Linked DNA regions of Homo sapiens: region 2 is linked to region 1. Evidence: read pairs that join two places in POLR2A ChIA-PET (ENCODE). Cell type or tissue: PC-9. All regions are shown on one strand.

Region 1 (4,000 bases):
TCTCGGCTCACTGCAACCTCCGCCTCCCAGAGTCAAGCGATCCTATCCTCCCACCTCAGCCTCCCGAGTAGCTGAGACCACAGGCACACGTCACCATGCTTGGGCTAATTTTTTATTTTATTTTTTGTAGAGACAAGGGTCTCACTATGTTGCCCAGGCTGGTCTTGAATTCCTAGGCTCAAGCGGTCCTCCTGCCTTGGCCTCCCAAAGTTCTGGGATTATAGGCATGAGCCACTGCACCTAGCCGGTAAATACTTTTAATCGGAATAAGAAATTCTTCTTAATATGTAGGCTAGTTATCCCATCCAGATAATATTTTGCCTTAAGTGGTTAAAGTACACATCACTTCTTAGACCCTTCTGAATGGTGGTGGGAGGACAGATAAGAACCATTGTTAGGGCTTTTGGCTGATGGCCTACAACCCCAAGATCCCAATGACTTCTAACTTTGGCTGCACAATGGGAGCTTTTCTTTTTTCTTTTCGTTTCTTTTCTTTTTTTTTTTCGGAGACGGAGTCTCGCTCTGTCGCCTAGGCTGGAGTGCAATGGCGCAATCTCAGCTCACTGCAACTTCTGCCTCCCAGGTTCAAGCGATTCTCCTGGCTCAGCCTCCCAAGTAGCTGGGACTACAGGCGCGTGCTGCCATGCCCGGCTATTTTTTTGCATTTTAGTAGAGATGGGGTTTCACGGTGTTGCCCAGGCTGGTCACGAACTCCTGAGATCAGGCAATCCGCCCGCCACAGCCTCCCAAAGTGCTAGGATTACAGGCATGAGCCACCGCGCCTGGCCACAATAGGAGCTTTAAGCAGTACTAATGCCTGGTCCTACCCTCAGGACTCTGAATTAATCTGGGGCAGAGCCTGGGACTGGGGAATTTTTTTTAACCACAGCCCCTTCCCAGGGTGGTGCTAACATGCAGCCAAGATTAGAATCACTGCTATCCTTCCTGAGAAAAGAGAGAGAAAGGAGAGACGTGGAAGAGAGGGAATGAGAAAGCAGGAGACCAGATTTCAGGTGCTCTGCTTGGCAGTGGTAATCGAGGGGATTTGGAAGAATCAAGAGGCAAACGCATTCCAACCAAGCAGGGAAGGAGCGGTTCAAAAAAGTAATATACTCCGAATGTGTTCCATTTCAAGCAAAACAGATGTAAAAGAGTACTTCTGAAGAACCCAGAGAGTGCTTCATTTTGTGCCAGATGGCGTCCTTAGAGATGCCCCAGTTTCCCAAAAAGAGTCCCCCAGGGAGAGTCCCATTTTTCTTGATTACCCCGTGATTCTAACCAATACCAGCAGCACGTTCAGAGCCCAGGCTGCTCACACGCATGGCCTTGCTGGTGTTGGCTGAGGAGCAAGCTTCTGATGTCACCATGGGCACCTCAGCAAAAGAGGCTGCCCTCTCGCTCCGTGTAGCCTGTGAGCCCGGGATGTCCCAGTGCCATTAGCACATGCCTCCCTCCCCACTGACAAGTAGGTCAGCACAGACGCAGCTCCAGCCGCCACTGAGAGCTGCTTGCTGCTGGCAGGAAGCTGCTTCTGCAGAATTAAAAACCATCAGAGTTGATCAAAGGAAGTGCAAGGTAGGCTGGCGGGCGGGCCAGATCCTAATCTCTGCTCGCTGGCCTCACACATCACTGCACATGAGTCACCCCGCTGAGCTCAGCGGACATGCTGTTTGGATTAGGCTTTTACAGGCGAGCTTTGCCAAACTTGCCTTTGCTGTCTTGCTGCACAGAGCAGCTGAGAGGCAAGGCGGGAACGTGGGGATGTGGGTTAGATGTGGCTGTCCAGGTGTCAAAAGGAGGTGGTCAGCTCCCCAGGCATGCGTGATTGTGTCTTCAGGGGGTGGCTGTTAGTCCTAGTGCCCCCAGCCCATCTTCCGTGCTTAGCTCAATGAACCCTATTAGGAATAACAGAGCCCGCAGCAGGCCCACACCTCCTTCCTCTCTTGCCAGCTCTCCAATTAAGATGTACTATTACAGGACATGCATCTTGCCTTCACTCAACCATTTGCCTCTCAACCAGAAGGAATTCCTTTTCTCAAAAGCAAGCAACACTTCACCACTCAGGCATCTTGCCTCAAAAAAAGTGGAGTCCAGTGAAAAAGGGATGGAAGTCAGAAAAATAAAAATTCCTAAATGAAGAGCCAACCCATAAAAGCAGGGCTTCCCCTAGTGCCTAGTTGGCGTGACATCACCATGAATTACTCAATGAAAATGGTGTCAGAGTGGCAGCTAGATTATTTGGGGAAAGTTTCCTCAAGAAACAGAACTCCACAGGAAATAAGAAGGGGTAGGAAACTCCAGCCCTGCACTTAGGTCTTTTGGTGCTTCCTCTAGAGGGGCTGATTTTCCTGAGCAGACGGCAAGGTGAGATTCTCTTCCAAGCAGGGTCTTGGTGCTCAGGAGCCGGAGTAGATAGAACTCAGTGGTTTGTTTTGCTTCCTTCTCTGGAAGCAATGGTAGGAACAGGATCAAAATCCTCTGTTTCAGATACTGCCAAGTTTTGCTTCTGTGCGTGGTAACTTGGGAAGAAGCAGCCCCCACTATTTTGTAAGCCAAAGATTCTTGGCTTGTAGCCTCTCCCGGGATTCTCTTTAGAGTATTTTAGACTTTCATGTAGTAAAGGCATCTAAATGGAGGTGGCAGTCCTTGACGCTTTGCAAATAAATGTTGCCACCAGTCCCTACACCAGTTTCGACCATAAATCCCAAATTTCTGCATTTACCATTGCTCAATTCGATGTGATTTTTAAAGTTTGTTGTTGTCGTTCATGGCTTTTCAGGTTTCTACTTATCTATCCATAATTCTCACAGTGGTCAAATTTTGGTCATGAACCTGTCTTTTTTTCCTCCATTCCTCCTTCAGCATTTTCACTTTAAAATGGAAACAGAGATGGAAGGTGCCACCCTGGATAGGCTTCTAACTGGAAAAGCATTCTACAGCAGAATGGCAGGGTGGTTAGGGTCTGGCTGTCAGGCAAACCTGTGTTTGAGTCCTGGCTCTGCCACTAAATAGTAGTGTCATCTTGGAGTAATTTTCTTAGCTCTTCACAGCTCAATCTTTTCATATGTAAAATGTGAATAATAATAGTCCTAAATTCATTGGTGAGGATTAAATGAGCTAATACAAGTAAAATATTCAGCACATGTCCCTAGTACTTAGGCAGCATATAAGAAATGTATTATTCTTTATATCACAATAATTACTCTACCACAAGCGTTATTATTTTTGGCAAATTTAATCAGAGTCTACAGCAACAATTCTTCCTTCTGAAATTCCTCTGTGCCCGAGTTAAAGTTTGTTTTAATCGAAAGTATTCACTTGAAGTGCCTGTGCTTAATTGGAATTGTCCTCATTTTTTGTTAGGAAAAGACCATGAGAGAGGAGGAGGAGAGGATCGTTTATAAATGATTAAAAGGAGGTACCTATACTTGGGGATTCCTGTCTGTAACTAAAAGAAGAAAAATCCCATGACACTAGAGGGCTTGCTATAGATGGGGAAAAGGGAGTTTCTCATTCACTTCTAGCAGGGACTGTTAGTAGAGAGGAAGCCCTGGGTAGGAATTTGCTGTGGCTCAGTGTATCGAAAAAGCACATCCACTCAGCTTCTATCAGTTCTCTGGATAGCCAGGGTGATGCTCACAAGTGGAGGCCTTCTGTTTAGAAAGGCACAGTGATGGTCTGGGCCCAGTGGCTCACGCCTGTAATCCCAGCACTTTGGAAGGCGAGGCGGGCAGATCACCTGAGGTCGGGAGTTTGAGACCAGCCTGACCAACATGGAGAAACCCCGTCTCTATTAAAAATACAAAATTAGCCAGGCGTGGTGGTGCATGCCTATAATCCCAGCTACTCGGGAGGCTGAGGCAGGAGAACCTGGGAGGCAGAGGTTGCGGTGAGCCGAGATGGTGCCATTGCACTCCAGCCTGGGCAACAAGAGTGAAACTCCGTCTCAAAAAAAAAAAAAAAAAAAGGCACAGTGATGGGCAGCATTTCCAGTGCCAGG
Region 2 (4,000 bases), 290 kb before region 1:
TAGAGTGCTTGATTAAATTATTAGGTGAAAATAATTAGAGTTTTTTTCTCTTAATGTCACTGAGAGTTTGGTAGAGGAAATGAGTGCAGTAATTGTCAAACTTTTTCTTTTCTTTTTTTTTTTTTTTTTTTCCCGAGACCGGGTCTCTCTCACCCCAACTGGAGTGCAGTGGCACAATCTTGGCTCACCGCAACCTCTGCCTCCCAGGCTCAGGGGATTCTCCTGCCTCAGCCTCCTGAGTAGCTGGGATAATAGGCGTGCACCACTATTGTCTGGCTAATTTTTGTATTTTTAATGGAGATGGGGTTTCACCATGTTGGCCAGGCTGGTCTCGAAGTCCTGACCTCAAATGATCCACCTGCCTCGGCCTCCCAAAGTGCTGGGATTACAGATGTGAGCCAACATGCCCAGGCTAAACTTAAAAAAAAAAAAATCTACCTTGTTATTAGTTTATATTTGGGATGATGAATACTTTCTATTTTAAGGAAAATATTTTGAACATGAATTCAGTTAGCACTGAATGTCATTGCATCAGACTATTTAATAATTAAAAATACATAGACACTATAAGTCTTTGGACTAGAGCATAAATCTGGAGTACATTATTTTCCACTTTTTGTAGTAGTTAATTATTTTTTGCTTTTAGGGCCCCAAACTGATGGCTTACATGTTAATGTACCAAATGACCTATGACTTAGATTTGTATTATCCTTCATTTTAGAAAGCCATTGACTTGAAATCTCCAAAGATAAACTTTTAGGCCGTTTTTAACTTGAAAGTAAAGAACAGATTTACTTTTGTAAAGGTAACAGAATGTAGATTTTTAAAATATATTATGAATACCAAGTTATGGATTATATTCTATTTAAATTATTTATGTAAAGATAAATGTATGTCTGTTTTGCACTAAAAAATATCTTATGCATTCAACCATTTTTATACAATGATAGTTCAGTTTTATGTTGAAATAATTTTTTTTTTTTTTTGAGACAGGGTCTCACTCTGATGCCAGGCTTGAGTCCAGTGGCGAGATAATGGCTCACTGCAGCCTCAACCTCCTGGGCTCAAGTGATGCTCCCACCTCAGCCTCCCAAGTAGCTGGGACTACAGGCACATGCCATGACACCCAGCTAATTTTTGCATTTTTTAATAGAGATGGGGTTTTGCCATGTTGCCCAGGGTGGTCTCAAACTCCTGGGCTCAAGCAAATCCACCTGCCTCAGCCTCCCAAAGTGCTGGGATTACAGGCATGAGCCACCACTCCCTGTCAGGAAACATTTTTATTTTGTGCATTTTAAATTTGATTTTTAGCTTAAGTTTGATCAATAAACTAACCACCTCACTATCCCTCGCAAGACCAAGACCTCTTTCTTTAGTTTCAGAATACCTTGAATTTTGGTGCACATTTTTGCTATTTTCAGAAAATACATCGAAGTAGCCTTATATCAAAGGTAGCCTTATATATGGAGAGCCTTATGCAAAGATATTAGAGTATTTAATTTCTAGTTATTTTTTCTAGAATTGAGAATCTCGGGTATTTCTGAGCATATAAGAACTTTGAGAAGAGTTCTCTAGTTATGGGTAAAATATATTAAGTACATTGAGAATGTCTTTACATTTTCTGACATTTGTACTTACATTGAGTAAAGTTATACCTCACTTTCTTGGTTGATACTGTCATTTGATAAAATTCATCAGTGGATAAATTGCTATGTATGTGTGTGATAAAGATACTTGCCTTAAAATAGAACACTTCTGTCTTGCAAACAGTTTATGGTCAAATTGCCTTTTCAGTTACTGTTCTTTCCATGCACCTAGTGAATTTAAGTCTGATAAAGTCCCTGGATGTAAGAAAGAAGATGAAATGTCTTTTCATTGTTAATTATCTGCACCTGGATTAAAAAGTATTTTCAACATGTGAAGACTTTATGGAAAAAAATAATATGTGTGTGTTGTTTGACTTTTACTGCTAAAGACAGCAAGTGATTGAACAGATAAAATTATGTATTGGTTTTAACCATTATTTTTATTGACCCTATCCTCAATGAGAGTATTCAATTGTGTGTGTGGTCAGTTGTACTATTTTCACTGTATATACATAACTACTGTTAACTGTCATCCTTAATGGCCATTGTATATGTCATGGAAGGATCAGATGTACTGTATCAACCAATGGGGAAGATAATGTGGATAGAAAAGATTGTATTATCATTTGGGATTTAAGGTAATAATTATGTTGTTTGGTAGGCGTTTTAGGAATGATGGTTTAAATGGACATAGCTTTTATTTTCTAATAAAAATATTTCAAATCAGCTCAATTTGTGTGACATTTTCTATTTTAATATGGGATTATTAAAGTATGCAGTCATTTGGGTCATAACTTTCCTCATTCAGGTGTGTTATTTAGTATTTGTCAGATCTTTAATAGTATCTTTAAATGGGCATCAAATATTTGATTAATTTATGGTTGGAGCTTTTTAGCATCTTCAGTTCTTAAGGAAATAATATTTTATAAAAATTAACTTTGTTATAAGTATGTTGTATGCACATCTGAAAAAAGTCTCTACAGCTTGAACATTTGAATAGTTAATGAATTTTGACTTTGAGAACCACCTACAGCTGATACTAAATACATGCTACTATCTATTGCGTCAACTTCAGCAATTTGTGTACAGTAGTTCATTCTTAGTGGACTTACTTCCCTTTTGTTCTGAACCAAAACTTCACTTTGCAATAAACTACTGGTGAATGAAGCACAAAGGTGTCTCCTGGCTGTGACAATGTCTCTGTTGGTCAGGTAGCCTTGAATCAGTCATTTGATCTTTGACCCGCTTTCATATTCTGTTTTTCTCCCTTTTAATTACTCTTCTTCTCCGTGGTAAGAATATCATTAATCAACACGAGGCAAGTTTCCAGGTCATGATGATGGGTACCTATAGGCACGTAGTACATGTTGAGTTGAATCAAAAATCTTGGAAATTATACCTTCTAAATGCTGCTGTTTGTTTATAGTATGTTCTCTGTTTCAAAGATGCCTGCCAGCCGCTTTCAGTTCTCCTAGTAAAAAGACCACATGATCCTCCTCCCACTCCCCATCATCCCTCTATTTCTCTTCTGCCCACACTCTACACCCCGCATCCCCACTTCCTGGAGGAAATAATTCCTGATTTGATTTTTTTTTTTTTTTTTTTTGAGACGGAGTCTTGCTCTGTCGCCCAGGCTGGAGTGCAGTGGCGGGACCTTAGTTCACTGCAGCCTCTGTCTCCCGGGTTCAAGCGATTCTCGTGCCTCAGCCTCTCCAATAGCTTGGACTACAGGCGCGCCACCACGCCCCGCTAATTTTTTTTTTTTTTTTAGTAGAGTCGGGTTTTTGCCATGCTGGCCGGGCTGGCTGATTTGATATTCTTGCGTTGACAGTGGCCCACCGGTGGAGCAGCTGCCCCCAGACCCCTTGACCCGGTGGTGCTTCCACCCTGCCGGAAGCACCTTGTGTGGCCCCGCCAACAGCATGGCGGTTGCATCCCCAGGAAGCAGGCCCGCAGCGCCAGGAGGGGGTTTCCTGAGGACAGAGGCCCTTGTCCTGATTGTCGCAGCAGGCCCTGTCGATGGACTTAACTGTGAAAATCACCCTTTCAGGGGTGGATGCAAGGACTTCTGAGGGCGGAGAAGTAGATACCTTCCTGGATAGCTGTGGAGCCGGGGTCCTGCATTTCCCTCTGGCGTCTCTGCTGACTGAGATGTGAAGCAGTCGGCCCATGTCCCGAGAAGAGGTTTCCTTTGATTTATTGCTATTAAAGTTGTTGCTTTGAGAGCTGGGCATAAACCATAAAAACAGTGGGGAATCACAAGAAATTTGTGATAATTGCATTTAAGACAGGAACCCATTCGTCAGGTAACACTTATGTGCTATTAATCAGAGCAATGGTTTCTAAGCCACAGGGTTTGCTTCTCATTTGAGTTCTTCTTTATATTTTATTTTTGGAACTAATCAGGTTTTTGT

What was found. Peaks named below come from ENCODE experiments on the same cell type or tissue, not always from the same donor. Only the 100,000 strongest peaks of a DNase experiment are listed, where the experiment ranks them.
Region 2: POLR2A ChIA-PET joins it to region 1 with 6 read pairs; 3 of 35 experiments call an interaction of 5 or more read pairs at or near these places.

What each region holds. Positions count from the first base shown.
Region 1 is chr2:42,130,780-42,134,779 of GRCh38, reverse strand. No RefSeq gene overlaps it. Among named protein-coding and RNA genes, the nearest start is that of EML4, 37 kb to the left of the region's middle. RefSeq lists enhancers at 128-1,099, 1,100-2,073. In PC-9, no CTCF peak of the experiment used is centred here; DNase peaks (open chromatin) are centred at 1,609 and 2,079; H3K4me3 peaks cover 1,302 bases; H3K27ac peaks cover 2,256 bases.
Region 2 is chr2:42,424,591-42,428,590 of GRCh38, reverse strand. It overlaps a transcript of KCNG3 not described here. Among named protein-coding and RNA genes, the nearest start is that of COX7A2L, 65 kb to the right of the region's middle. In PC-9, no CTCF peak of the experiment used is centred here; no DNase peak of the experiment used is centred here.